Regions from separate parts of the Mus musculus genome. Here region 2 is linked to region 1. A link is a loop called in an ENCODE intact Hi-C map of the cell type or tissue named here. Cell type or tissue: heart. All regions are shown on one strand. Each heading gives the region's core, and the rest is flanking DNA. Links, peaks and the distances in the headings are about the cores only.

Region 1 (15,840 bases), core at 5,182-9,181:
AAGGGCTGGAGGGCCCTAGCCTTGGTGTAGGAGTTAGAGATGACATGTGTTGGTTTTATGGCTGTGTAATAAAAGTCACACATATAAGCCGCTAAACACCATACAAACATGATCTCATCACACTTTCTATGGCCAGCAGGGATTAGCTGTATTGTCTGCTCCGAGTCTTGCCAGCTGTCCTCATATAGGAGGTTCCAAGGTGTACTGGCTAGTTTTGTGTCAACTTGACACAGCTGGAGTTATCGCAGAGAAAGGAGCTTCAGTTGAGGAAATGCCTCCATGAGATCCAACTGTAAGGCATTTTCTCAATTAGTGATCAAGGGGGAAAGGCCCCTTGTGGGTGGGACCATCTCTGGGCTGGTAGTCTTGGTTCTATAAGAAAGCAGGCTGAGCAAGCCAGGAGAGGCAAGCCAGTAAAGAACATCCCTCCGTGGCTTCTGTATCAGCTCCTGCTCCCTGACCTGTTTGAGTTCCAGTCCTGACTTCCTTTGGTGATGAACAGTAGCATGGAAGTGTAAGCCGAATAAACCCTTTCCTCCCCAACTTGCTTCTTGGTCATGATGTTTGTGCAGGAATAGAAACCCTGACTAAGACACAAGGCTTCTGCATTTAGAAAGTTTTCTTGTCCACCTCTTCCCATTGGGTAGGTCTGGGCTGTAATTAGACAGACCCCACAAAAAATTACAAGGAAATTTAATGCCCATTGTAAGGGACTAAAAGGTGGGACACTGATCAATTAATTCTCTTACCAAAAAAGGATGGAGTGATGGGTGATGGAGTGTCACTTCTATGTGCTGTCTCATAGCTACCCATTTCTGGGTAGGGTGGGGACGGGCACAGGGAATCTTAGTGTGATTAGTGGGCCATACAGTTCCCTAGGCTAAACATAGTAAGTCTATATATCATTACACTGGACATAAATGGAAGCATGTATTGTTGTATGGGGTGTATGATCAACTACATGGGCTTGATTGGTACAGCCCACAGGATGCTCTCTAGTGATTGTGTCTCTCTTTGTGTTTATATTCGAGGATAGAAGCTACATTTAAATCTTACTTTATAATGGCCATTGCTGCACTTTGTGCATCATTGGTTTGGTGGATCTTGAAGTAGTAAAACATAAGAAAATAGAGGTGTAAAATGGAGGAAGAGCCAGGAGTGGTGGTGTGTACCTGCAGTTCCAGCTACTTTAGTTTCTGCGGTAGGGTCATTTGAGTCCAGAAGTTTGAGGCCAGCTTGGGCAACAAAGCCTCTGTATCAAGAGACCGTGACCCAGACTGAGACAGATGAGAGGAGAGAGACAGGGAAGGGAAACACAAGAATCCGAAGGCGGCACCTGTAGCCCTTGAAGTTCGTGGGGATTTCCTCAAATCCAGTGTGGAATTTAAGACAGTTGGATATATTCACAGCCAGCTCCTTACACTGTATACAAAACATCCAAGAAACAGTTAAAAGTGACATTTGTGTTGGATTAGAAGTTTGCTTTTCCCAGTGGTCATATGGATGACATAGTGAGCACATTCTGAAGGCTACAGAGGTTGGTAACTGTAGTTGGTGTCATGGGTTTCTTCTTGATTCAGTGGGGAGAATGGACCTGGCCTCATGTCCATTTTTGCAGACCAGATCCTGAATTGTGGCTTTGCTCAGAGATCACTCCCCCCCCCCCCCCCCCGCAAGAGCTCTAAGACAACCCAATGTCTTGTTAAACAGGTGCAATATAATTCTAGTTTAAAGTTTTTTAAATGATGTTCTTTTTAGTTCTTGTAAATAAACATAACATAAAGATTGCCAGTACAGTTAAGTTACATTTTGAAATAAAGAAAAATGGCATATGACAAAAATCTGCCATTGTGACCATTTTAAATGTATACATTGGTAGCATTAATGAAGCTGTGCAGGGCAACCATCATCACTATTTTCATAACTTTGCCATCACCAGGTAGCAACTATATCAATGAAGAAATATTTTTGTCCTCCCCCAGTCTTTTCTTTATTAAATATTTTCTTCATTTACATTTCAAATGCTATCCCAAAAGTCCCCTATACCCTCCCCCCACCCTGCTCCCCTACCCACCCACTCCCACTTCTTGGCCCTGGCATCCCCCTGTACTGGGGCATATAAAGTTTGCAAGACCAAGGGGCCTCTCTTCCCAATGATGGCTGACTAGTCCATCTTCTGCCACATATGCAGCTAGAGACATGAGCTCTGGGGGATACTGATTAGTTCATATTGTTGTTCCACTTATAGGGTTGCAGACCCCTTCAGCTCCTTGGTCCCCCAGTCTTTGGTAACTCTTTTGTCCTCTGTACATATGCCTGCTTGAAGTCCCTTATGAGTGGAGGGATGAGATAGTCCTTTTGAGAATCATTACTTCACTAGCACAACATCTTCAAGGTTCACCTGCATTCTAGCTTTCTTTGGGTAATATTCCTCTGTATGTGCACTGTATTTGTCTGCCTGTTCATCAGTGGGAGGATGGGTTGATTCTACATGTTGGCTGTTGTCATACCACAATGAACACAGGTGATCTGTAGGAATCTTTGCTTTCTCTTCTTTGGGGTACAGGACTGGGCATAGTCATTTTGACTACTTTCAAGTGAAGAAGCACATGGCATATATGGTACCCACAGTGTTGAACTCCCACATCATTGTCTCTAGCTCCTGAACATTTTGTCAACCCAAAAGCACCCTCCTCGATCATTAAGCAGTCACTCTTCATCTCCCTCCTTCCAGCACAGTAGCTTTCCACAATCAGTCCCTATAGTTCTGTCTATTCTGGCCAATTCCAACAGTGATGCACAGTTATAGCTTTCATCTTGTTTTTTTTTTTTTTTCTTTAAATAACTTTTTATAGTGAAAAAAGTAGAAAAAATTTAAATGACTCTCAAGTACTCATTGGCCAAATTCAGCATAGTTGGATTTTGTCAACCATGTTAATCGAAGTCTCTCACTAGGGAAGAAAAGAAGTATGTGAATCGATACTGGAAAGAAATCCGAGTGGGCGACTTTGTCCGTCTTTGCTGCAATGAAATCATACCTGCGGACATTTTGCTGCTGTCATCCAGTGACCCTGACGGGTTGTGCCACATCGAGACTGCTAACCTGGATGGAGAGACCAACCTGAAGCGGCGCCAAGTGGTCCGTGGCTTCTCGGAGCTTGTAAGTGGTCTGCATTCTCAGAGCACCACAGGCATCTGTCTCGTCTGAAAGCCTCTGTTATTGGGCTGGACCAATTTTCCTAGTAACTCAGAGTCTGATAGCCCTTCTTCATGCCTAAGCCCATGCTTAACCTGTTCCTGTGTGGATTGGGCTTTTTCCGACTGTGATTTCCAGTGTACACTTAATGAGTTTCTCAGAATGATATTTAGTCTTTGAAGAATTCTGAGGGGACATTCTGAAACAGTCAGCGTTTACTGAGTCCTTGTTCTAGGTCACCAAATGGCAGCATAGCAGAATCACGACCTGTTCTTACGTAGGTTGGGAACATTATCTCTTCAAAGGACCTGTTCAGTTCAGCCTCGGGGCTTCCAAAGTTGAGCTCTGCCTCTGATGTGTTAAACAACAGCTAAGAATGGGGTTGAGTGGGGAATAGGAATGGGAGGTTTTACCCACAAACAAGCTAAAAAATCCCAAAGGGGTTTTGCCATGCATGTTCTTAATAAGGGTTGCCCCTTCTAAGCCTATGCAGGGACATCCAGTGCTAACACTGAATGAAATCATGAGACACAAGTCCCCAGACACCGGAACTGTCTAAAAGGAAGTGAGGAAACCTCCTCCTGACCATACCTACTCTGTCTCACATTGCCTGTCTGAGTCAGTCCTTCAGGTCTGGCCATTGCATGTACTGAGGACGCTTTGAAAAGTAGTCGAAGGAAGTGAGTACTGCATTCAAAGAAGATGTCATTGGAGATTCCTTCTGCCACATGGCGTCATCCTACCCACTTGCCTAGGAGATGTGGTTTAGAAGCATAGTCCATGGGGCCTGGTTTTAGCAACTGGCCTTGTTTGATAGTTTATGGATCTGAAGGAAGGTGGAGCAGTCATTGTGGATGAAGTGATTCCTTGATCAGGATTGCTGAGGGTCTAGGAGCCCTGCCTCCCACTCTTGCAATATCTTGCAGTTTATTTCATTCACCATCGCTGGCAGAGATGCCACTTCACACTCTGAGAAGAAGGCCTCAAAGAGAGATTAATGCTGAGACCTGTGGCAGGAGTGTTTGAGCCAGCTGCCTCCATGGATGTCACTTTATTACAAGTCTTTGCCTTGGTGTCCTGCTCTTTCCTGTTTCCATCACAATTTTCCCGCTTAAGACTAAGAAACAAAAACAACAAAAAACCTCTTTGATTGTCTACCAAATATATTTTGTGAAACCATAGACATAAAATTTCAAAATTACTGTATTGTAATGGTGCATGTTTATAATCAGGGCTGATGGAAACTGAGGCAGGAGAGGGACAGCTCAAAGCGCAGATGGGCTATGTAAGAAGACATCATTGAAAACAAAATAACCATGAGAAACTTAATGTATATGTATAAACATATATAGAGTACTACATATATACATATATGTACACCCCCTACATATACATACACATATACATACCAGACAAAAGTACACATTCATTTGTTTAAGTGGAACACTTTTATCCAGGGACAGGAAGTCTACCAAACCTGTTTGTTAGGGGCTCTTCCATGCAATTTCTGACCTTGCCTGATAATTATGCTTTCTGATGGTAGTTGTGTGAGACCACGTGCAGGGCAGTGTGTTAAGTCTTAGCAGTAAGCCAGGCTTATGCCTATTAGCCTGGGCCTACCTGGCTTCTCTGTCCTAGAACATGAAACTCCTGCCTTCTCTTCAGGAGACAAGTAGATGATGTGTGGGGAGATAACACTGTGCAGCAATGACAGTTGCAAAGGACACAAGTCCCCTTCCAGTTTTCAGTGTCTCACCAGGAGGAAGGAAGAGGTGGGGCCCGGTACAACGAGCAGCACAGAAGTAGTGCAGTGTGTAGAGGATGAGGCAGACCTAAGTGAGCACGTGTGAGTATCTGAAATTGAGGGAAAGATGATGATATGTAGAGCCAAGAGTATAGTGGCCATGTTTAGCATGGTGGTAGGGATGGACACGGACTGACTCCTTAGCTAACTCCAAAGAACTTAATCATTTCATGTCTTTTATTCTTCAACTTCTGAACTCTTCTAAACCCCTCTTATTTCTCAAGCAGCAACTGTGACACTTTGTAGCTTCATCATGTTTCCTATAAACAAGTCAGATGTAAGTGGGATGCTTAAGATTCAAAGTTGGTATGATGGGTAATCTTTTTAATTTGATGGGCTAGGGAATCTCCATGGAAACAAATCTTTGAGATGTCTGTGAGGGATTATGTGGTTCACTGAAGTGAGAGACCCAGCTTAGCTGTGGGTAATACCATCCCTGGCCTGGGATTCTGGACTGACTAGAAAGGAGACAGCAAGCCCAGCACAAGCATCCCTCATGCTCCACTTCCTGACTCTGGATGTCGTGTGTGTGTGACTAAGCTGCTTCATGTATCTGCTGCCATGATGGCCATGACTGCCATGGTAGACTGTATCTGTAGAAGGGCAGAGATAAACCCTCAAGCTGCTGTCTGTCATGTGCCTGTCACAGCAGGAAAAGTAACTAATACAGAAGGTTGTTCTCTATCACCCTCTAGGGAGACTTGAGGAAGCAAATAGAACTGAGTCATAATCTAGTCAAATTAGGTCACACTAACAATTTAGGGAACTCTGACTTCTTATTAATGGTTTCTTGGACAGCAGCAAAATTCTTCAAGATGTATACACATTTTGGTTTTCATATTGATGTATTTTTTTCATTTTCATGATTAATATTGACATACTATAATTCTGAAATTTATGTATTTATTTCCTTTATTGAAAGTAAAAAGCCATAAGTCTTTGGTTCTAAATGTCCAACAACTGACAAGACAAGTGTCTCATAGCAGCATTACAATGCAAGTTCTCTGTATTTAAGTGTTTGTTTTTGCTTGCTTGTTTCTTTTGTTTTTAAGCCATAGAAAGATGAAGAATGAACCCAATCTTGATTTATATAAGAGTCACAGAAATATTTTACCCATTTGATAGATAGTAAATTGGAAGGAGTAGACTGCAGGAAAACTTAAATTAGAAGGGATTTTTATGTCTGTATTTCTTTAATAACCAATGACCTTGCCATTTCCACAGGGGAGGAGTGTGTCATCAGAGTCCAGTCAGGAGACAAGTCACACATGATTGCACCAGAGAAAGTCTATCAAGGACTTTTATGTGTTCTTGTGGTGGTAGTAATGGAGCACAGGATGCCTGTCTCACTGGCCAGGTATTCTGCTGTTGAAGCGAAAACTGCAGTGCCACACAGGAAGCAAATGTAATCTGGGATAAGGCTGATGGGTAGAGGAGTGGCTGTTGCAAGCATCAGGTCTAAGACAAAACACAGCCTTCTCTACTCAGGGCACTTCCATAGCCTATGGTGGTGGGGAGGGCTAATGAGGAACTGTAATTTTGGAACTCACTGGAAATGTACCACAGAGGATCATAGAGAGCTGCCAAGCTTGGATACCACGGGACCCTCTGATCACTGGCCACTGGGGAGGCTACACTATGTGTTCTTGAGGTGGACAGCCCTGGCAGCTGCAGTGAGCCATAATCAAGACAGGCAGATGCTTTCTAGACATTTGTGCCACGGAGCCCTAGCCTTTGAGCCTAGCTCAGAGAAGTTTTTCAGTTTTATTATCCTGAAATAAATCATGGAGAAAGTGACTAGTGACTTGAAGTGGCCCAAACAATGTCTTTCTCCACTTCCCCTACTCCTGAAACTTGGATTTAGTCATTTACTCCTCCACCTCCCACCAGTGCCCTCTACTGACAATGTAGAATTTAGCATCTCTCTTACACTGTCATTCATGTAAGATGAAGTGTTCATCTGTTGAGAGACTAACAAAGAGGTCTACCCGCTGATGCTTCTGTTAGGGCCTAATACTGGAGAAAGTAGCCATCTTCAGCAGTCAAGGATGTTTCTAGAAAGAGGACCTTGAACATAATCTGAATGTTAGAAGGAATATTAAGACACTAGCTCTCTGTGGCAGTCACACAGACCTACACACACCCTGAAGTGGAAATGTGTTTGTTCAGTGACGATGACTGAATAAAACTGAACATGGTCGAGGGGCTATAGAATGGGTAGGAGGTGATGGTCATGCCCCACTCAGACCTAATATATGGGTGAGGGTCCAGACTGGGCAGATGGCTCCATCATCAAGCTCTGTCAAAGGAAACTTAAGAGTTTTTGACTTAAAGAGAAATGTTTCATTTAAAACTTGGAATTTAATGATAGCATCCAAGAATTCAGAAAGGAATTCCAGTGTGAAAAATTACATTCCTATTTGCGCATCACATTTGTTATGGTCTCTTATAATGCCTTTGCCGTTGAGATCCAGTAAACACTATTTTTAAAATTTTTCATGCTCTAAAACAATGAATTCTATGAAATAATGATCATCTCATTGTGTTACCAGTGTGAAATAAATAAGGCAAATGCAGATACTCTACCTACCATATTTAAAACTGCTGGTCCAGGTGGAGCTGGAACAAGCAGGTACTGTCTGAACCATCAGGGAGGGGTCAGAAGCATTCAGGATTTCTCTGGGTTTTCCAACCATTCACACAGACCTGCAGGCCTAGCCTGAAGCTGTGTCAATTCCACTGAAGCCCAGGGAAGAAGTTCTAGCTCACCAGTAATAGTTGTATGCACAGCTCTGCAGAATAAGGTATTCTCTAAGCATTACAAGTCATATACAACTTTGCAGATGTTAACACAATTCAACAAATATTTATAGAGCATCTGTTAAGCATCAAAGGTGCATTAATCAAAACTAGAAGCATTTTCTTCTGGCATTCGTATTATCTATGTAAGGAAGTGAATGGGGTGGAAGGTGGAAATAAAACAGAAGTAGAGTCATGAAACTTGGGGGTGGGGGTGGGGGTGGGTTGGAATTTCAGATGATGGTGGGAAGAGGAGGGCAGGCCAGTCCAGAGGCTGCCTCTGTTGGAGAAGAGCCCTCTATGAGTGGTTTCTTTGTCAGTTGATTTACTAAAGCTATGTGTTCTGATGGTTTTTCTTAAGTGGATCTGCTGTCCCACTTGATAATAAGTTTCTGTTTATAAGTGGGTGTGATTGTATATGTTTTTACGTGTGTCTGTACACAAGAATGTGTGTACAGAAGTATGCACAAATATTTGCAGTACTTTTGTATTGTAGTATTAGAGAAGAGATCTGGTTATGTAGCTCAGGTTAACTTCAGGCTTGTGACCTTCCTGCGTTAGCTTCATTAAATGCTGAAATTACAGGCATGTGTTAGCACACCTGACTTGTATTACTTTTAAATTTACAGAATGGTAAATAATCTTTTCTGCACCGATAACGTGTTCTAGAAACAGTGGGTCTCTCAGATAATGATCTGAGGAACAGGGCCTGCAGTCTTGTCGTTGACACGCCTGCGGATGCAGGCTGTAGGTCAGTGTGCTCAGATTCTCCATCCACTGCAGAGTGGACTTAAGAACACTCTGCTCTTTGTTGAAGGGGCCCTTTCTGCTGTCATCTGTCTCTCAGTTGTTTTGTGAGCAAAGTGTCCTATGGGCAGAAACTTCTCCATGCCCATAGAACATAGCTGGGACCAGCTCACTGCATTTTACTTATAGCCATTGTTTCTGAGGTCTACAGGTGTACCTCTGCATTTCTCCACATGGTTTGTTTAGTTTGCATGTGGCCTCCAAGAGAAAAGCTATGTTTCAGTTCTCACTGTGGTGAGAGCGTGTCTTGGAGTGTCACCCATCCACAGGTAGATAGAGGAGGTGGAAGCTGTGAGATGGGGATGCAAAGCAGACCTTACAAGGCATGAAATTGACTTCAAGAAAAGCTGTCACCTACGCAGGTGTGGATGGAATTGTGCTATCTGACAGGATCAATCTGGGATTCAATAGTGAGATGAATTCAGAGCCTTCCACTTTATTTATGCTAATGAATGACTCATGTGCTGCAGAGTGACTTAAGGGCCCCTTGAGAATCTTAACTAATCTGAGACTGGGACAAATCTAAACTTCTCTAGCCCGTCAGATTCAGTAAAGCAATTTTTAGTCACTCATACTAAAGTGTATGTGTCAGAATGCCTTACTCCCCACTGTTCCTCACCTACTAAAGGCCAAGAAATGTGGGTGTCACTGACTGATGAGAAGTGGCCTCCCCTAAGCTCCAAAGTCAGTTACATGGAAATATCAGAGGAAAGGTTCATAGGTCTGGAATTGGCCCAGAGCCCTTTAAAGATATTCTCTCTGTGTCTTTGTCTTTGTCTCTGTCTCTGTCTCTCTATCTCTGTCTGTCTCTCCATCTCCGTCTCCGTCTCTGTCTCTGTCTCTCTCCTTCACTAGTGGACACTTAGGGTGTATGAAGCCCTGAGATCAACAACCAGTAATTCAATATGCTTCCCACTTCCACTCCAAAGATTCAACTAAGTGAAAATGTCGAATTTAAACTTTGTCTTCGAGTTAAAAGAACAAATAGTTCTTGTTTACCTGGCGTGACTGACTTTCATCAGTGGCACCTGTCATGGGCTGAAAGTAAGCTTTTCATTGTGTGGAGAGAAAGGCTAACTTAGGTCAACTTCAAAGGCTTACACATCTACGTTTGTTTTGGACAAAACATCAAATGGTTGGTTGGTTTGCTCATCCGGCCTTTATCAAGTACGAGGAGCCTTGACCACCAAGCAGGAAATTCTCCAGAGTAGACTCTGAAGCCTGTGTTTTTTCCTTGGCTCAGGAGATCCTATGTACTGTGGACTGTTGTCATTTCCCTTAGAAAGGCTGGAACGGGATTTTTCAGGGTCAGAGTCTAAGACTGTTAAAGCATCAGAAATCAAAGCCCCCCCCCCCCTTTTGGTGGAGGGGGTGGGAAAGAGAATCTGGAGTTCTCGCTCATCCTCAGCCCCATAGTGAATTTGAGGCTAGCCTGGGCTCCTTGTCTTTCACTGAAACACATGATTAAGATAACCAAATAGGCTTATTTGATTTATCATTTAGGAGGAGTCAGTTCATGAGCTATTGGTTGAGTAGATGCAGTAGGAGCACAGACTGAACAAACTCACTCACACATGGCCAGAAAGAGAAGAGGGAGAGGAAGGGGTCAGTGGTCCCATTGTTCCCCAGTGACTTCTCCCAACTGGCCCAATGTCTTATAGATTCTATCAGGTTCCAATGGCATCACTGTAACATCTAGGGGATACGTACAGTCTACACTGTGACATTTTCTGATAAAGTGGCAAGATACCTTCACCCTTTAGCAGTGCCAGCTATACTCCCTTCACCCACTGGGTGCTGCACCCTTTCCCAGGTGTGCACTGACATTTTAATTTTTTACTTATACTGAAAATACAATACATTTCATACAATATATCCAGATTATGGCTTTACTTCCGCCTACGTCTCCCAGTTCCTCCCTATCTTTCCTCCCACCCAGACTCAGACCCTCGCAGATCCTTGGTAGAAAACAAACAAGCATATAAAGAACAATAACAAAATACAATAAGCTAAAACAAAGCAAACCAGTAGGGATAGCACAAAACGGGGGAAAAAAGACCCAAAGAAAAAGCACAAGAGGATGCAGAGGCACAGGTTTGCATACACGCAATCCCATGGAGACATAAAGTGGGAAGCCAAAACTATATATGCAAAGGACCTATAAAGGTTTTTTTGTTGTTGTTGTTGTTGGTTATTTTATTTTATTTTTTAAAAAGATGCTCTGACTCAACATTATGAGACAAAGACCCTCCCCAAATGCCACTGAACTCATTTTTGTTGGCTGTCTACTTCTGAGCATGGGGCCTGCCCTTAAGAGTGTTTTGTTTCTTCAGTGAGACTCCCTTTGAGAAAAACTAATTTTTTTCAAATAGTTGGAGATAGATTTTGGGTCAGTAATGTGTACATTTCTCTTTTCAGCTCTGGGAGCCCACCTGGTGCGGACCCATGCAGGCCCTGTGCACGCTGCCGCAGTCTCTGAGTTTTTATGCGCATCTCTTGTGCTGTGCTTGGAAGGCCATATTTCCTTGTTCTCCATTCACTTTGGCTCACACACTTTCCACCTCCTCTTCCACCAAGTTCCATGAGCCTTGAGATTTGTTGTTGAGGGATTTGTTGGAGGCATCCCATTTATTGTGGAGGATTTCAAGGTCTCTTATTCTCTGCATATTTTCTGGCTCTGGGTTTCTGTATTCATTCCCATTTGCTAAAGGAGAAAGCGTCTCTGATGGCTGAGCAAGGCACTGATCTTACTCATAGATTCCCATGGGACTCTATTAACCAGCAACTCAATTAGATGTAGCCAAGTCCAGACTGGGAACTTTCTTTGGTAATGAGACATGTTCAGTTGGACTCTCTCCCGCCTATTATTTGGTGATATCATTTAAATCTCCATTATATATTTATATACAGTAGGAAGCTTCTACTATATTAGGATTCTCTATGAGCCCTCACATGGCCCTTAGTTTTAGCATCCCTCTCTGTATTTCCTCTCTTGCTCTCTCTTTCCTCCTTCCCCCATTTGATCTTCCCATTTCACTCCCCCATCTACAAGTCCATCCTTAACTATCTATTCTTATTCCTAGGAAGATACAGCCTTCCTCTCTACCTCCTTACTCTGTACCTAGCCTCAGTGATTATATGGTTTGTAATTTATCAATGACTTAACAACTAGCATCCACATATAGGAGGATGCATACTATATTTGTCTTTCTGGGTCTAGGTTAGCTCACTCAGGATGATTTTTCTAGTAACATGTATTTACCCATGAATTTCATGATTTCATTTTTAAACAGTGAGTGTAATAGTCCCTTGTGTAAATGTATCTCATTTTCTTTATCCTTTCATCTATTGATGGACATCTAGTTTTCTTCTAGTTTCTAGCTATTATGAGGAGAGCCACAAAAAAACAAAACAAAACAAAAAGTTAAAAAAAAAAAAAAAACAAAAACCAAAAGGAAACCATGGTTGAGCAAGTGTTTTTTGCAACAGAATGAAAGTTCCTTTGAGTATATACTCAAGAGTAGTATGGCTGGATCTTGAGGTAAACCCTTTCCCAGCTTCCAGAGGAACCTCCAGCCTGAGTTCCCTAGTTGCTGTACAAGTTTGGATGAATACTCTCCTTACTCTACATTGCTGCCTGCATGACTTGCTATTTCTTATATTGATCTTGGCCATTCTGTCTGATGTGAGATGAAATCTCAAAAGTGTTTTGATTTACACTTCCCTGATGACCAACGATGTTAACCATTTCTTTAAGGGTTTCTCAGTCATTTGAATTTCTCCTTTTGAGATTTCTGTTTAGATCTATACACTATTTTTAAATTTGGTTGTTTTCTTGATGTTCAGGTTTTTTTTTTTTTGAGTTCTTTATATATTTTGGATATTGATCCTCTGTAGAAGGTGGAGTTGGTAAAAAATGTGTAGCCTGTACCTTTGAATGGTGGTGTCCTTTGGTGTACGTAGCTTTTTAGTTTCACTAACACATTAACTGTTGATCTGAGTACATATGCGAATGGAATTCTGTTCAGGAAGTCTTTTCTTGTGCTAATGACTTCAAGACTATTGTACATTTTGGTCCTCTGGAACCTAAGTGCTGCCAACTCTTTCAACATAGACTAAGCAACATAGAAACTCACCCGTTAAGTCTTAACAGAAAATGTCCAGCGGAATGGAGGAGAAAGGCAGCTTGTGTCTTGCCAAGAGAAAGTGATGCCTCATATGAAGGTATGAATGATACTCTTGGCTCATATCCCAGCTTCTAGACCGCAGGGCCCAGCACTGCTCAGTCATCTCTGCTCATTTTCACTTTCGGTCTGGAGGAGCTAGGAGTAGAGACACCTGCTGACGTGTTTCAGCTGCCAGATCTAAGGGTTTTTACAGCTCTAGTTATGGGCAGCATAGCTGAGGTCTCCTACACACATATTTTAGACTACTAAAATCAAGAATTACACATTCTGGAACTTAAACCTGAATTTATTTTCTCAGTCCTGGAGACTGGACGTTAGGGGTCAAGGTAGGGTTGGCTAGGGCTTGGTAGGGTTGGCTCCATCTGAGCTGCTCTCTTCAGTTTGTGGGTAGCCATTTCTTTAGTCTTCACTGGTTCTTTCCTCTGTGACCTCATCTCCTGTCTTTATAAGGAGACAGTCACAATGGGTCAGGGCCTACTCTAACACTCCATTTTAACTCACATCTTCAAAGGCTTGTTCCATGTATACAGTCATATTTGGTAGTTCTGCATAGGACTTTGAAAGAGGCACAATTCAACCATCAGTGTATTTTCAGAGGGAACTTTACTCCATGTGCAGTGTCAGTCACATTGGTCATCTCCATGAGCTCATTCAAGCTCACTCTGCTCCCAGAGGTGGAAAGTGCCTTTTCTTGATGAATTTCCGGCCGGAAAAATCAGCAATAGTAGAAGAGAACCTTGGCTCAGTAATATATGGCTCCATTCTTCCAGAAAGCTGACTGTCTGTGTATTAATGTGCTAATTACTAAAATCTGGGAATGACAGGGCATCATAAGGAGCCAGAATCTGTGATGGAACAATATTCAGAACTTGTGCTACATGGATTTATTTGTTTGTTTGTTTTTAGAGATGTGTTAAATGTCAAGCTATTAGTTGCCAAGACAGAAGAATCTTTTTCCTCAAGTTTTTTGTTTTTTTTTTTTCTTTTTTTTTTTTTTCTGTAGAAATAGTGAAAGAACACCTTTCAACCCCTGGCTAGAATATACTTTTTATTATAGGATTTCCTTGAGGGAAGACTAATTTCCACTGGAAGAGATATCTTGTGTTTCCCAAGTTGGTGTTTGTTTTACATTACAAAAAGAGCCGGGCCTTGGTTTGCTTTGTTCCCACAGTTAATGAAAAAATAGCAAGCACAGATCTGCTGAGAGTCCGTTTAGAAGCCTGACCTTGTGTTGGAGGTGGGCAGGGTGCTGCTGGACTGGAGGAGTGGGGCACATCTATGGCTTGGGCCCCTGCTTTTCTGCCGCATTATAAGCCTGTATTTCTAAGACTGCATCTGTGAAATAACTGCATCAGAAAGCATGAGCACTGTTTTAAGCAAAGGGAACAATTTTCCTCTGATTGCACTGTCCACCCAATGTCCTCAGTTAACTGTGGCACGAGCACTGGGAAAGGTTTAGTTCTGACCTCTCTCCACTCTCCTGGGCTGGGTCTTGACTGACAGCGTTTTATTAGTGGTCTAGTCACTTCCCGATCAAGCTCAGTCCTGCCTCTGAAGTCTCTCTGACCCTGTGTGTTCAGGTACACGTTCCCTGAAATGGTGGCCACTGTTTACCTGTACACACGAGCTACTGCTAGTGCAATCAGAACGTGATCCTCACCAGGACCCAGCAGGCTTATTGAGTCCATGTAGCAGGACTCAATGAGCCTGCTCTTGCTCCTTCGCCTGCTTGCTGCGTGAGACTGAGTATCTGCTAGACTTCCATTCACAGCTGCGACTGAACCATTGTTGGGAATTGGGCTGCCAACTGTAAGTCATCAATAAATTCCTTTACTATTTAGAGACTATCCATAAATTCTGTGACTCTAGAGAAACCTGACTAATACAGAGTAATAGTAGAATAGACCTTTTGACCCACTATTGTGAGGTAGGTCATGTCCTAAGATTTCCCTGGGTTCTAAAGGGTCCATGCTTGAAGCACTGTGTGGTTGCTTCTTTGTCTTCCGAGCGAGGATCTAGGTTTAGAGAGGTCTCACTTTTTAGTCACACAGCAAGCCCAGCATTGAGGCTCCAGAGACTGTCTACCTCATGTGCCTTCTGCTTCCTACCTGCGTTATTTCATACACACACACACACGCTGTGTCTGGCCTGTCCTGCAGTTTGAACACAAAAGCTTGGCTCCTTCCGTTGCCTTCCCAAGCTGCTACATTACGCTGTGTAGTCTCAGTCTCTGCAGTCCATGCTTTGCAGCAGCAGCTGCCAGGATGTCATTCCTAAATAATAGCTCTGACCTTGGAACTCTGGCTCAAGAATTTCACTAGAAAGACACACTTTGAGCTCTCTGGTGAAATAGAGGAATGGATCCCTAGACCAGAGCAAATGGCAGGTTATTTGATTACCGTGCACAAAGAAAACAGCCTAAGGAGAACCTATGCGTGCCGAGAATCCAGGAAGAGCAAAATGTCTATGCATATACATATCTTTACACACAATACTACACTATGGGGCTCACTTAGGGGCCGTTGGTTTGAAAGGGAGTCTGCACTAAATTGGAATATTGACAAAACCCTTGCTAGATTATTTCTGAAATACTTTTCTTTGGTTGATGCATTGTGACTTGATGCCTCACTAAGTGACAGCTCTGATCCCCAACCTAGCTGTTCTCCTAGTGGTTTGGCAGAGGCATTGTGACCCTTTGCAGTTAAGCACACAGAGTGAGCTCCAGGATTGCAGGATAATGAATGGAGCCTGAGCTCCAGGAGTCTGCTTCCGTGACAGATGTGGAAGCTGGGCTTCCTTCCTAACACACATGGGACGGGGTCCATAAGGAGACCTTTTGAGGTTGAAGGGGATTGGATGGTTGAGGTGCTCCATATGACCTGTGCACAGCACAATACATATTCAGGAAAGGTAAATGTAGCTGTCATTTGGACAGAGTAGGATGAGAAGTAGCTGCTCTGCTATAGAAAGACCTATAGTGTACGAGAGCCCACACTGAACAATGGTATGCATTGGGGCTCTTCAGACTTTATGGTGATGTGGCTGTG
Region 2 (15,840 bases), core at 5,750-9,749, 160 kb before region 1:
CTGAAGTAATTAAGATGACTAAGTCAGTTGACTTTGAGCTCAGGTGCCTTTAATTTAATTTCAAACACCCTTAAAATAAATGTTCTCCATCTGTTAACAGAATGGAAAGTTGATGGAAGAGTAGGGGGAAGAATTCTGGGCTTTGGAGATGGAAAAACAGTACATCCAAAACCTCAGAGTAATTCAAGATTTGGGAGCATCTCAGTTTGATGGGTAGTGGGAAATGGGAGCTCAATTCTACAAACCCAATGGCCTAGAGAGCAAACAGTACCTACATGAAGAGAGCATGAGAAAAAAAGAACAAAGTGTCTCCTAGCTCCTTCGTACCCTTCCCAACTGGCTTTAAGTTCTTATGATTTCTGCTCAATCCTAATGCAGAGGGGGCTACTTCAGAGCACCCTGTCTTCAGATCAATGCTATGGTTTTCAATCATTTTTGTCAACTTAACACTCACGTACAGACAGAGCATTGCTCCTTGGCTTTGAGGGACATACTCTGTCACAATTCAGTGACTATGTGAATATCGGAAAATAGCCACGATAGTGCTAAACCCTATCACAATGGTACTAATTTAAAACAGGCATAGTAAGACAACACAGTGATGTAAATTAGAACAGTATTCTACAACAAAATGTCACAGATGCTGTCTATTTGTTCATTGTATTTATCCTTCTTATAGTAATGTAACAACTTAAGATAGCTACTAAGTGACTGGTGACACATACAGCATGGTCACACTGGTCATAACAAGAACTCATAACTGGTCTGAGATAGAGGAAGACAGCACACGATTTAACATAATAATCAGAGCACACACACGATGCTCTGATTATTATGCAACTTAAGGCTTATGAAGTGCTTATCCTAGAATTTTCCTTTTTAATATGTGTTAGATCAAAAGTGACCTCAAGCAACAGAACTATTAGAAAGTAAAACCACAAATATGGAGAAGGACTATTATATATATATTTGAGGTTAAATTTTAACAAAATACATAATAACATTTTATTAACCAAAGTGTGTCTCCTTAAAATGTGTATGCTAAAGTCCTAACCCTCAGGAACTCATAGAGGGCCTTTATTTGGAGCTAGACTATTTAAAGAAGCTAATTAAAATAAAACCATATTTATTAAATATAATCCAGTATAATATGTATCCTGAATAAAACAGGATATTGCATGCAGAGTGATGTGAACTGCCTTGTCATCTAGAGCTATAATGGTCTATGCCAGGCTCACAGGGCCTCCCTAATCCTCCCCTGGGTTCCCCTTGGGTACGACCCTGCCCTTTGATATCTAGTGACTAAGAGCTTCCTCTCCCACTGAGGCCCAACAAGGCAGTTCAGGTAGAGGAAGGGGATCCAATGGCAAGAGTCAGGGATAGCTCCCATCCCAATTGTTAGGGGACCAACAAAAAGACCAAGATGGACATCTGCTACAAATGTATAGGGGGCATATGGGGCATAGGTCCAGTCCTTGCATGCTCTTTGGTTGGTGGTTCGGTCTCTGTGATTCCCCCACCATGGACCCAGTTTAGTATAATCTTTAGGTCATCTTGAGGTGTCCTTATCCCTCTGACTTGCTCAATTCTATCCCACATTTTTCTACAAGACTCACCAAGCTGCACCACATGCTTGATTGTTAGGCTCTGAATCTGTTTTCATCCACTGCTGGATGAAACCTCTCAGGAGATCTTTATGCAAGGTTCCTGTTTGCAAGCATACCAGAGCATGATTAATAGCATCAAAAGTTGGCTCTTTCACATGGCATGTGTCCCAAATTGGGACAGTTACTGATTGGCTGTTCCCTCAATCTCTGCTTTATCCCTACACATATTGTATGCAAGACAAATTTTGAGTTGAAGGTTTCATGGGTGGGTTGATGTCTCCCTCCCTCCACTGGAGGGCACATCTGGCTGTAGGAGGTGGCCACTTAAGTCTCCATATTCCTTACTGGTAGGATTCTCAGCTATGGTTACCCTCAGAGACTCCCTGGAGCTTCTCTTGTCCCAGATCTCCAGCTAGTCCCAGAGATGTCCCCCACCGATTTCACTTCTTACTGCTAGCTCTCTCCCACCCCTATGTCTGATCTCCACCCACTCCCATCCTCCTCCTCACCCCCTCTCTCACCCAGTTCCCTCTCTCTCTCTGCATCCACCATTGATGATTATTTTGTTTCCTCTTCTGAGTGAGATTAATACCTAAATAGTATTCCATTGTGTAGATGTACCACATTTTCTTTGCTCATTCTTCAGTTAAGAGATACCTAAGTTGTTTCCAATTTCTGGCTGATTGTCAATGAGAATTAACTAAAACCCAAGTGACTGGGAATGCTTGTAAGGGATCTTTTTCCCTTTCTTTTCTTTTTTGTTCTTGTTTTTGTTTTCTTTTGTTTGTTCTTTCTTTTTTGTTTTGTTTATTTGCTTCTTTGTTTTGTTAAGACAAGGTTTCTCTGTGTGACCCTGGCTATCCTGGAACTTCCTCTAATCCACAGAGATTCACCTGCCTCTGCCTCTGCCTCTGAGTGCTGACATTAAAGGCATGTATCACCAGAACCTGGCTGGGATTTTTTTCTTAATTAAGTCATTTGAGATAAGAAGGCCCACATTTAATCCAGATCTTTTGAGGTAGGAAGACATCTTTGCTGGCAGCGTATATAAAAGACATGGAAGAAGGAAGCTTGCTGTCTTTGCCTGATGGCTCTCCGTTTTGTCACTGGGATTTGAGCCTACTTGTTTGATACTCTGTTGTATACTGGAAACCAGCTAAGACATCCAGCCTCATGAACTGAGCAACTACTGGATTCTTGGACTTTGTGTTGGTAGACAGCCATTATCAGACTAGCTCAGCCATACCCTGTAAACTATTCTGTTCCTCCAGAGAATCCTGACTAATAAACACACAAGCCAAAAAAAAAAAACAAACAAAAATAAAACTAAACAAAAAGTTCCTCTTAGGAGATGAGATACAGCTTGGGAGCAAAACTTCACTTCCCAGGTATAAGGGTTTAACCAGTCCTGGCCTGAAGCCAGACACACACATGGATTCCCCAAGTGAGAAGGGATTCTTCGTACAGACCAGAGCACTCTAATAATGTGCCAGCCATGCCTGGCCTGAAGACACTGCTGCACCATCCCTGACTTCCACCAGGCCTCTGCACTTCAAGTGTTGTGGATGGAGCTGCTCCTTTCTCTCTGCTCCTTCACTGTTTTCTCAATGTTCTGGAGTCTGGGAAATAAGATCTAGGGTCCTAAAGGTTTGATTGTCTCAATGAAGCCCAAATCTCTGCTTCTAAATTGGCCTTTGAATGCTGCATCATCTGACCTGGAGAGATAGTATCCTCACATGGTGGGAGGCAAAAGGGGAGTGAGTTAGACACAATATGAACCTCCTGATCTCAGAACCTTCATCCTATGCAAGGGAGAAGTACCTAGGCCTAAGCCCATTAGACTCTGTCTTTGAATATTATCACACTACTCCCAGAGGAGGGTCTCTCAGCCTCAACAGTTCTGTGCAGTAGCAGCTATGATAACCTCAGCTTTTAATGGAAACCTTCAACTACTCTCTTCTGGTGAATGTCACTCATTTGTGCAGTGCATGGTTTAAATGAGAAACTAGACCCCTATTGTTTACTTTGTCTAAAGATACTGCAAAAGCATGATCAATAGATAGTAATGCCAAAACTGAGAAGAAAGCAGATCTTAGGGTGCCCTATACTGAGAGCTGAGAAGGAAATTGGTCCTGGGAGACTTTGATAACAGCTGGGACAAATCCACAGCTTTGCAGCTCCTCCAGGCCCCACCCCTGCCCCTCCCTACCATACACACACAAATTCTCTTCTTATAGGACAGGGACATTAGGAACCTTCTAGTTCTAACAGTCACACCCAAGGATGCTCAGAATCCTTAATGCTCCCAAGAAGGAAATCCATACAAGAGAGCACAGAAAATGTTTGGGAATACATACGACAATGGGACTTGGGATTTTGAAGTAGAGTAGTGTATCACACAGACCCTGTCCCATACCCACACACTCTGCACCTATCCAAAGTAGGGGAAACACATCCTGAATATTGAAATAGCCTGCTGCAGAAGGGAACTGTCATGTCCTGGACTGAGTTTTCTAGGGCTCCTCTCTGCAGGTAGCAAGACAGGGAGGACTGGGTCCCAGTCCTAGTTCCATTGCTCACATGAGACCCTTGAGGCTCCAGAGAAGGGCCAGGAGAGTTAGAGAATTCTACCCATTTCTTTCCTTAAATAACAAGTTTCTTCTCCATTTCTAGCCTCCTCCTGGTCTATCAGGATACCCGCCCACCCCAAAACTAGAGCAGATAGAGGACTTGAGTATAATTCCTAGCACACACTCATGTACACACACACACACACACACACACACACACACACACACACACACACACACACACAAGCTTCTTGCAAACACCAGTATCATTCAGGGGCTGTAACATACTTCAGTGGCATCTGAAAAAAAAAAAAAAGCAAAACAAAACAAAAACCCAGCAGAACCACAGATGGCCTGGCTCTGGTCTTCCTTCTACCTGCCTTTGAGGCCCCTGCCAGGTGAGGACATCTCTTCAGTCATTCAAGTGCAAACCTGACCCTCCCAGATCCAGTCAACTCAGACCCCTCTAGGGCAAGCTTTCGCAACCTCCCCCCCTACACACACCCTTGCAATGAAAGCTGTGGGAACTATGAGTGATCCAACAACACCAGTGAAGCCAGTGCACACCTAGATCCTAAATATGCTGTTGTCTTTCAAATGCTTGGAGGGGCAGGCAATATTGTTTCATTCAAATCATGCAGGTGTACCACAATACCACTACTTTTTATTCTATTTTCCATTGACAGGAATCAGATGTGGTGAATATAACAATTCACTTGTCACAGTGGCCTGTCTTTATGGTGTGCAGGAGGAAAAACAATTGAAACTATTTCAGAAGTCTTGTTATTGGTAGAACAGGAATTTAAAGGGAGAAGCTTGAACATCAGACAAGTGTTTCAGGTTTTACAGCAAGAATATATCCTGTGTGTGTGGATGTTTGCATGTGTATGAGTATGCCTCTGTGTGAATGTTCCTGAGTGTGTGCCTGTGCATGTGTGCAAGTATTCCTGTGTGTGAATATGTGAGTGTGTGTATGTGTGTGTGAGCGAGTGAGAGAGAGAGAGAGAGAGAGAGAGAGAGAGAGAGAGAGAGAGGATGTGTGTATATGAGAATGTGTTTAAGTGTGCATGGGTATGTGAATATACATGTATGTATACATGTGTGAATGAGCATACATGTATATGTGTGTGAGTGTATATGTGTGTGTGTATGAGTGGGCATGTGTGTGAGTAGACATGTGTATTAATATATGTGTACATGTACATGAGTCTTAGAACACATGCCCATTCACATGTATACTCCAGAGGTGAAAACTAGGACCCTACAAATATTTGGAGAGTGGTCTATCCATTGAATACCACCTGGGTTGTTTTTTTAATATCTTTAATTTAAAATCACACATAAAAACAAGAGGAAAAACAGTATTAACTTAATGATGCTTTGTGATATTATATATTTTATTAAACTGGAGATTCGTGGACACCTGAGGAATCTTACATAAGAAATGTTTGCTAATGACAACACTGCTGTGCTGGCAAGAAGGCCCTCTTGGACTGGGCACTGGTGCCTCTGGTGAATGTCACTGGCTGTGAGGACTGAGTGGCTGTAGGCTTCATGCACCATCTGACTTGCCTATCTATATAGAAGCCGTTTCAAACAGAACTTTATGGCCTTAAGAAAAATGAAGGACGAGACCAAGGCCTCTTGGGAAATTAAAACTCTTTAATAGATAAAGGCTTTATAATTTCATTGCTAAATGTTCTTAATCCCCAGGAAAACTTGACAAAATATTCTCAATCTCTGTAAAACTCAGTGTTTGCCACTAAAATATATTGCTCAATAAACTCATCAGATGAAATACATACATGCCGATTCTGACATTATTATAGAAAACAAAGGGGACTCAAGAGATAGAGTTTGGGCATTAATGAATAAAGATCAACCCTGTGTAACAGTCCAATTTATTTTTAAATTTCTATATGCTGGTTCCTCCATATCACTATTAGTTACACACACACACAAACACACACTCCAAATGTATCTTGATGAAGGCTCTCTTAGAACAGAGAATAAGACACAGTCTGCAGACAGCTTCTTACTGTAGCACAGAACATTGCATTATTCTTTTTGGATGGTGTCAAGTTAAGTTTATTTTTATGATAACAAAACTGTTCATGGAAAAGTCACAAGTTATCAAGGGAAATGTTGCCGGAAGGCATGTGAACATACATTCAGAATGCCAGCGGCGTTCTTTAGGAGCTGTAACAACAGTCTGGCCTCTTCCAGAACTTCCAGAGCTAACACAGAACTCTCCTACCTCTTCTAAATCCACTGTAAATGCTGACCCAGAGAAGACTCCTTCAGCAGAAGGTGTGCTGCTGTTAGAAATAAATATAATTCCAACAGAAGGTAGGGGTGCACACCTATAATCTCAGCAGTTAAGAGGCTTGTGAGCATGAGGCCATCCTAGGCTGTGCACAACCAGCGTCTGTAGCAAAATGAGCAAATGAAGAAATCAGGTCTACTCTACTAGATATTCTATGTGAAATTTAATTTGTTTCTACATCCACATCAGAATCCTTGCAGGTCAGAGGCGGGAGTCCAAGGGATGAGGAAATGCTTGTAGGCTGAGTGCACTGTAAGTATTCGGACTGCTTCTCTGAGGCTCTCTTCCCCCTCCATATGACTCTCAGGCTGGAAAGCCAGTGTGTTGTTTCTCATGCCTATGGTTCCCTGGGATTGTAAGAACTCCAATTGGTCCACCCCAACCGCCTCCTTCTATAATGGCCCAAGTATTTGATGGCAAACTATTAGATTTAGACAGTACATGCTCACTCCTCATATACCTTTCTACCAATACAAATTTACAAGCTAGGTATGGTGAGGCATAACACTCAAGAAGCTGAAGCAGGAGAATTTCAAAACCAAGTCGGCCTAGGCACAAAACAAATTCCAAGCCAGCCTGAGCTATACAACAAGACCTTGCTTCAGAGGCAGGAGGTATTTGTTACAAGAATTTTGCCAAGACAGTCAGGAACAGTGTGTTGGCCCTGCTGCCATCTTAGCAGTAGCTTCAAAAGGACAGTTTTAGCTTAGAAAAGCATGCTTTCCTCTTTTAGTGTGACACTTCTCAGAGAACATAGTAAAATAGAACTAAATGTTTTTTATTTAAAAGAAAAAGTCGCACTTTTATTTAAGGCCTACGAGAAGGATCCAGATGAAACGCAAGTCAATGTCAGATCAAGCCACTTTATATATATATATATATATATATATATATATATATATATATATATATATATATATATTAGGTATTTTCCTCATTTACATTTCCAATGCTATCCCAAAAGTCCCCCATACACTCCCCCCCACTCCCCTACCCACTTTTTGGCCCTGGTGTTCCCCTGTACTGGGGCATATAAAGTTTGCATGTCCAATGGGCCTCTCTTTGCAGTGATGGCCGACTAGGCCATCTTTTGATACATATGCAGCTAAAGACAAGAGCTCCGGGGGTACTGGTTAGTTCATAATGTTGTTCCACCTATAGGGTTGCAGCAGATCAAGCCACTTTAATTGCTTGACTTTTCCTCACAGAGGGTTCTGTCATCAGTGGTGTGGGCTGCTCACCACTAGATGGTGCCATTGTCTACAGTGCATGCCTTGCCTCTACACTTTTTGCCTTGGGGAGGGGCGAAGGAAAAATACCGGTTCACTTTAACCTATCATCCTGTATTAAGCATTAGCAAGATGCTTCTGAGTCATGTGCTGCTTCTTCAGAGGTTTTCACCTGAAGTCAGGATCCTCTTGGGTCTTCTCCAGGCTTGGAGGAAGGTGGTGAATTAGCCTCCATCTTAAGGTAGCACAGGTACCAGGAATGCAGCAGGGTGCATCAAGAGGATTTGAAAGAAAGACTCAAATTGAAATTGTTCTGGAGAGAAGCAGTTTTGTAGAGAAGAGTTAACAATGAGCTTGACAGAGGTACTGCATCTGAAGAACATATTCCCCCATAGGAAGATGATCTTAGGGTCTAGAGCCTGGGGTATAGGTACTGGGGACTGTGATCCACAGATTCCCTAGGCTGTCTGGAAGTGTGCCATCCTTGTGCAGTGATGACATAGCACCACATGTCATGCATGTACCACTTTATCCTCTTCCAAATGAAGCAGTGAGTTGAGGCATCTTCTACCTGGTTAAATAACAATGCTGGCTTCATTCCCTACAGGTAGCTTTCTTTGTACATAGACTGAGACCTGGGGAGCAGTTGAGCAGGAACTGCAAGAAATAGATGAGGGCAGAGGTACAAGGAGAACATCACCTCCCAAGCATCACAGAGAAGGCATCTGAGCTGCATGTCCATGAAGGGGCAGGCTGCACTGGTGCCTGTGATTTCTCAAGTGTGTCAATTACTATGAAATGACTAGGGGAAATATTGACTTTGCCATTTTATTGGTGGATTCTGGGGATTGAGCCCAGGGTCTTGTATATGCCAAGCACATATGTTTTACCAGTGAGCTGCAATCCTAGTCCTACTAGCAGTGGCTTTAAAGAGAATCTCAGAACACTTGAACTACTGTCCCAAAGACTAAACTACATGGGAGCGCTTACCTAATGTTGTGCCAAAGGGTGAAAGGAAGAGGTAACAGCAATCGTTTTGGGAACTTCTCAGTTATGTGAAATTTAGGGCTTATAAATTCTCAAAGACAGCCCAGAGGCAGGATCAAGAAGCCCAGGAGCTAGGTGGCAATGGTCCAAGCACTAGGATTTGCCACAGCTTGAGAGTGAGCAATCTGGATTTCATGTATGTGACATCCCCTGCTGTACACAGGACAGTTCCCTCTTTCAGACCAAGAAACAAGAGTGTTCTATAACAGAGCTTGAGTACTTTCCTCTGGGGGTGGAGCAAAGTATGTTTCAGTTTGGCAGTCCCTGTGGGAAAAGCACAGCCACACCCTTCAGGAGAGTAGAGACAAAAAGGCAACTCTGGGGGCTCCTTCTCCTCCCTTCCATTCTCCACAGCATGCAGGCACCACTGTGATCAAATGGGCAAGGCAAGTGTTATTTTAAGAACTGAAATTCTCCAGAACCCTGAAACACTCCAAGAATGTTCAAGGAAAGCTATTTTTATCCTTTGAAGGTTAGGCTAATATTTAATCTTCTCAAAACATCTAATATATTGCATAGATAAGCCCTTCTCTAGGTTCCCAAGAGAAAACTGCATTCACAGTGCAAAGCTTTTACTTTCTAGTGACATGAAATGACATCACCAAGGTGAGTGGAGCCCCTGGGGGATGGTTTAGATCACATGCTTGCAGAGGTCCCGAGTCACTGCAGACATGGGAGGAGATCCCTTCTTCGTGCACTTTTCTCTCTGCCCCGAGACACTAAGGTAACTGAGAAAGTTTAGCATGAGTGATAGAAAGGAAGATATCACCCCTCTATAAGTCAAAGACAAATTATAAACTAAAAGGCAAAAGAGGTTTCATTTGTAAATTTTTTAAAATAATTGTATATTTTTTCTGTCGCTGAGTGAAATTTTGCTTAAGTGTAGAAAATGTTAGTGGTTCGAATTAGTCATAACTGCATGCCACATTTTTTTCTGCAAATCAGAACTGGAGACTGCTTGTCCTTTCAAAGTGGTGTGCACTGTCCACCATTCTGTTATCCTGTGTGAATGTTCACCATACAGAAGGGATATAGTAAAGAGTGGCAGATGTCCACACTTAGATCTTAGGATGCACAGAGGATGAAAGAAAAGAAATGGAAAAAGATTCCAAACATGTGGCGACAGTGACAGAATAGAGGTGGCCACACTTAGACAAGGCAGACTCAAAATCAAAACCCTTAAAATAAAGAAGAGTTTATCTTGGAAAAGTCATTTCAACAAAATAACTAATTATACACATACTAGATGTCAAAGCACCTGAAAGTATAAGGTACCATGGATAGATCTGAAGATGTTGATAACCTAATACCAATAATAATAGGCTTTAGTGCCAGGTTTTCAACAACAGACAGAACAACCAGACAGAAAGTCAATAATTACAGACTTAATTCATGTTATAAACCTAATGGCTCTAACAGGCCTATCTAAAACGTTCCACCTAGGAGCAGAATGTCCATTCCTCCCAAGTGTTTGCAGTAGTCTTCAAGGAAGAATAAATGACTGAAAAATAAGTCATCAGATCCTATATTATATCAAATAACATATCAATTATATCAAATTCCTTCTATACTACAATGAATGAGTCTATAATTTAATGCCAAAAGAAAATGAAACAATTCCTAAGACATGAATAACTAACCTTTGAAAAACCACTAGGCCAAAAAGAAAAAATCAAGACAACATTTAGAAAAAAATCTTGAATCAGATAAAAATAAAATTGTACCAAACCCTACAGGCTCAGCAAAGCAGTCATGAGAGAGATATTAAAAGCAAGAAATACTAAGTTAAAAACAATCTAAGGCTCATAACCTAACTTTATACCTCACGGAATAAAGAGAGGAGGAGGAGAGAAGGAGGAGGAAGAAGAGGAGGAGAGAGAAGGAAGAAGAAAACCAACTAGCTAAGCTGACAGAAGGAAGGAAATAAAAAAATAGAAATGAATGTGATAAAGACTAGAAAACTTACCTTAGGACTAACCAAGTGAACAAGTTTTATTTTTATCTTAAAATTCATTAGCATAATGGCATCTCTGAACAGTCTGTTGTAGTACCTTCCCTTCTTCCTCCTCCTCCTCCTCAACCAGCTGTGACCCTAGCCCTCCCATAGTCTCCCCCAGTGTCTTTTTTTGTTTCCTTACCTTTGTCCCACCACAGCCATATATTTTATTGGAAGGCTTTAGAGAGGTTTAGGTGATCACCAATACGGCTACCATAATTTGCATATTCCTGAGTCTAGCCGGATGATCCAAGGATCTCCTCCAAAAGTTAAGTCCTATATCCACTGTACAGAATGAACATATGGTACCATCAGACAAGATTTCTGCATGCTCTCATCAGCCAAGAAGAAAGATCAACTAAGATACAGTAAACAGTGTTCCTTTATGGTGGATTTGGTGAGGCCTGAAACACGGGTGCTGCCAAGTTTCTGACCTCTGTTTCTTCTGATGCTGTTGATGTTTTCTCAAGCATCAGCTCAGAGGCTGATGGCAAAGGCAGTGGAGGCCTTGGCTATAGCATCGATTCACATTTCTTGTGCATTGCATCACACTTTCATCACCTCTGATGGGTTTATGACCTCAGTATACCCACTCAGGGTCAGCTGCAGAAAAAAAATAAAATAAAATCCAGAGGGGGTGATCTTCCGAAGCAGTTTTGTAGGATTTGTAGATCACACCTTCCTTTTGTTCAGCAAAACAGAAATCTACCATTTGATCCACTTCAAACACAACATTGAAAGCCCAAAAGAAACGTAAGATATAGCTGTTTTAAGAAAGAACCTAACAGAAAGATGACCATAATCTGTCACAAATTATCTGAAGGCGTCTCTTGGAAAGAAATATGGGTATATGCTATGATGCTCTAGGATCATAGTTTCTGAGATAGAAAAGTTTCAGGTGGCGTGTCACCTTCAACTGAGGAACACAGAGGAGTAACAGGCCAAGGAACAGGTCAGGCGAGTCAGGGCGCCTTCTGTTATAACTTATGACAATCAGGTAGCAGACATGACAGAGGAGTCAATCAAGAAGAGGGTCAGATAGTGAAAAAGGGAAGTGGAAACAGATGGGTACTAAGAACCAGGGGTCAGTAGTAGAGTTTGCCTGAGCTTCTTTCTGTGTGAACCTGCCTGCTTCTGCTGATCATGTTCAATATCCACCAGAACTCAGGGATGTTTTAGTTTAGCGCCTGCAACCTATAAAGAAAGTGACCATTAATATATTAACAAGAGAGACAGCCGGCCACCTTCCTGGTGAGAGCACGGGGGTCTGCCTGGCCTGAGAGGTTTGTGGCACAGGCGCCGGCGGGAGCCTTCTTGGCTCCGGGACTCCGCGGAGGGCAGGCTGCACGGGTGACCGTGTGGAATACAGAGTGCCAGCCGTTTCTGGGACGGGCGAGAGAGTCGCAGAGCTTCTGGGCGGCGCCATCTTCAGCTCCAGACAGCCGGCCACCTTCCTGGTGAGAGCACGGGGGTCTGCCTGGCCTGAGAGGTTTGTGGCACAGGCGCCGGCGGGAGCCTTCTTGGCTCCGGGACTCCGCGGAGGGCAGGCTGCACGGGTGACCGTGTGGAATACAGAGTGCCAGCCGTTTCTGGGACGGGCGAGAGAGTCGCAGAGCTTCTGGGCGGCGCCATCTTCAGCTCCAGACAGCCGGCCACCTTCCTGGTGAGAGCACGGGGGTCTGCCTGGCCTGAGAGGTTTGTGGCACAGGCGCCGGCGGGAGCCTTCTTGGCTCCGGGACTCCGCGGAGGGCAGGCTGCACGGGTGACCGTGTGGAATACAGAGTGCCAGCCGTTTCTGGGACGGGCGAGAGAGTCACAGAGATTCTGGGGCGGCACCATCTTCAGCTCCAGACAACCAGCCACCTTCCCGGCAAGAGCCACAGAGCTTCTGAGGCGGCAACATCTTCGACTCCAGACAACTGGCCACCTTCCTGGCCAAAGCAACACAGCTTCTGGGAAAGATCCTGTTTTGGGCCTTCACCTTCAGCCAGGAGGAGGTCCAAACACCAGATAACTGTACACCTTCCCTGAGAGAGGAGAGCTTGCCTACAGAGACTGCTCTGACCACTGAAACTCAGAGAAGAGAGCTTGTCTCCCACGCCTGCTGATAGAGGGTAACAAAATCAACAGAGGAACAATCTTTTAACAAAGACAACTATAACAACTAACTCCAGAGATTGCCAGATGGCGAAAGGTAAACGTAAGAATCCTACTAACAGAAGCCAGGACCACTCACCATCATCAGAACCCAGAACGCCCACTTCGCCCAATCCAGGACACCCTAACACACCTGAAAAGGTAGACCTGGATTTAAAAGCATATCTCATGATGATGGTAGAGGACATAAAGAAGGAATTCAATAACTCACTTAAAGAAATACAGGAGAACACTGCTAAAGAGTTACAAGTCCTTAAAGAAAAACAGGAAAACACTGCTAAAGAGTTACAAGTCCTTAAAGAAAAACAGGAAAACACAACCAAACAGGTAGAAGTCCTTATAGAAAAACAGGAAAACACATCCAAACAGGTGATGGAAATGAACAAAACCATACTAGACCTAAAAAGGGAAGTAGACACAATAAAGAAAACCCAAAGTGAGGCGACGCTGGAGATAGAAACCCTAGGAAAGAAATCTGGAACCATAGATGCCAGCATCAGCAACAGAATACAAGAGATGGAAGAGAGAATCTCAGGTGCAGAAGACTCCATAGAGAACATCGGCACAACAATCAAAGAAAATGGAAAATGCAAAAAGATCCTAACTCAAAACATCCAGGAAATCCAGGACACAATGAGAAGACCAAACCTACGGATAATAGGAGTGGATGAGAATGAAGATTTTCAACTCAAAGGACCAGCAAACATCTTCAACAAAATTATTGAAGAAAACTTCCCAAATCTAAAGAAAGAGATGCCCATGAACATACAAGAAGCCTACAGAACTCCAAATAGACTGGACCAGAAAAGAAATTCCTCCCGACACATAATAATCAGAACACCAAATGCACTAAATAAAGATAGAATACTAAAAGCAGTAAGGGAAAAAGGTCAAGTAACATATAAAGGCAAGCCTATCAGAATTACACCAGATTTTTCACCAGAGACTATGAAAGCCAGAAGAGCCTGGACAGATGTTATACAGACACTAAGAGAACACAAATGCCAGCCCAGGCTACTATACCCAGCCAAACTCTCAATTACCATAGATGGAGAAACCAAAGTATTCCACGACAAAACTAAATTCACCCATTATCTCTCCACGAATCCAGCCCTTCAAAGGATAATAACAGAAAAAAACCAATACAAGGACGGGAACCACGCCCTAGAAAAAACAAGAAGATAATCCCTCAACAAACCTAAAAGAAGACAACCACAAGAACAGAATGCCAACTTTAACAACAAAAATAACAGGAAGCAACAATTACCTTTCCTTAATATCTCTTAATATCAATGGACTCAATTCCCCAATAAAAAGACATAGACTAACAGACTGGCTACACAAACAGGACCCAACATTCTGCTGCTTACAGGAAACCCATCTCAGGGAAAAAGACAGACACTACCTCAGAGTGAAAGGCTGGAAAACAATTTTCCAAGCAAATGGTCTGAAGAAACAGGCTGGAGTAGCCATTCTAATATCGGATAAAATCGACTTCCAACCCAAAGTTATCAAAAAAGACAAGGAGGGACACTTCATACTCATCAAAGGTAAAATCCTCCAAGAGGAACTCTCAATTCTGAATATCTACGCTCCAAATGCAAGGGCAGCCACATTCATTAAAGACACTTTAGTAAAGCTCAAAGCACACATTGCACCTCACACAATAATAGTGGGAGACCTCAACACACCACTTTCATCAATGGACAGATCGTGGAAACAGAAACTAAACAGGGACACAGTGAAACTAACAGAAGTTATGAAACAAATGGACCTGACAGATATCTACAGAATATTTAATCCTAAAACAAAAGGATATACCTTCTTCTCAGCACCTCACGGGACCTGCTCCAAAATTGACCATATAATTGGTCACAAAATAAGCCTCAACAGATACAAAAATATTGAAATTGTCCCATGTATCCTATCAGACCACCATGGCCTAAGACTGATCTTCAATAACAACATTAAGAATGGAAAGCCAACATTCACGTGGAAACTGAACAACACTCTTCTCAATGATACCTTGGTCAAGGAAGGAATAAAGAAAGAAATTAAAGACTTTTTAGAGTTTAATGAAAATGAAGCCACAACGTACCCAAACCTTTGGGACACAATGAAAGCATTTCTAAGAGGGAAACTCATAGCTCTGAGTACCTCCAAGAAGAAACGGGAGAGAGCACATACTAGCAGCTTGACAACACATCTAAAAGCTCTAGAAAAAAAGGAAGCAAATTCACCCAAGAGGAGTAGACGGCAGGAAATAATCAAACTCAGGGGTGAAATTAACCAAGTGGAAACAAGAAGAACTATTCAAAGAATTAACCAAACGAGGAGTTGGTTCTTTGAGAAAATCAACAAGATAGATAAACCCTTAGCTAGACTCACTAGAGGGCAAAGGGACAAAATCCTAATCAACAAAATCAGAAATGAAAAGGGAGACATAACAACAGATCCTGAAGAAATCCAAAACACCATCAGATCCTTCTACAAAAGCTTATACTCAACAAAACTGGAAAACCTGGACGAAATGGACAAATTTCTGGACAGATACCAGGTACCAAAGTTGAATCAGGATCAAGTTGACCTTCTAAACAGTCCCATATCCCCTAAAGAAATAGAAGCAGTTATTAATAGTCTCCCAACCAAAAAAAGCCCAGGACCAGATGGGTTTAGTGCAGAGTTCTATCAGACCTTCAAAGAAGATCTAATTCCAGTTCTGCACAAACTATTTCACAAGATAGAAGTAGAAGGTATTCTACCCAACTCATTTTATGAAGCCACTATTACTCTGATACCTAAACCACAGAAAGATCCAACAAAGATAGAGAACTTCAGACCAATTTCTCTTATGAATATCGATGCAAAAATCCTTAATAAAATTCTCGCTAACCGAATCCAAGAACAC

The links. Peaks named below come from ENCODE experiments on the same cell type or tissue, not always from the same donor. Only the 100,000 strongest peaks of a DNase experiment are listed, where the experiment ranks them.
Region 2: it touches region 1 in a loop (4-fold over the local background); 19 of 42 quality-filtered maps call a loop at or near these places.

Annotation. Positions count from the first base shown.
Region 1 is chr7:58,737,237-58,753,076 of GRCm38, forward strand. Atp10a (ATPase, class V, type 10A) reads left to right here. Exons shown (of 21, transcript NM_009728.2): 2 at 2,956-3,160. Among named protein-coding and RNA genes, the nearest start is that of Gm39019, 14 kb to the left of the region's middle. In heart, for the core only: a CTCF peak has its summit at 6,907 (motif pointing left); no DNase peak of the experiment used is centred there.
Region 2 is chr7:58,576,680-58,592,519 of GRCm38, forward strand. No RefSeq gene overlaps it. Among named protein-coding and RNA genes, the nearest start is that of Atp10a, 74 kb to the right of the region's middle. In heart, for the core only: a CTCF peak has its summit at 7,761 (motif pointing right); no DNase peak of the experiment used is centred there; H3K27ac peaks cover 439 bases.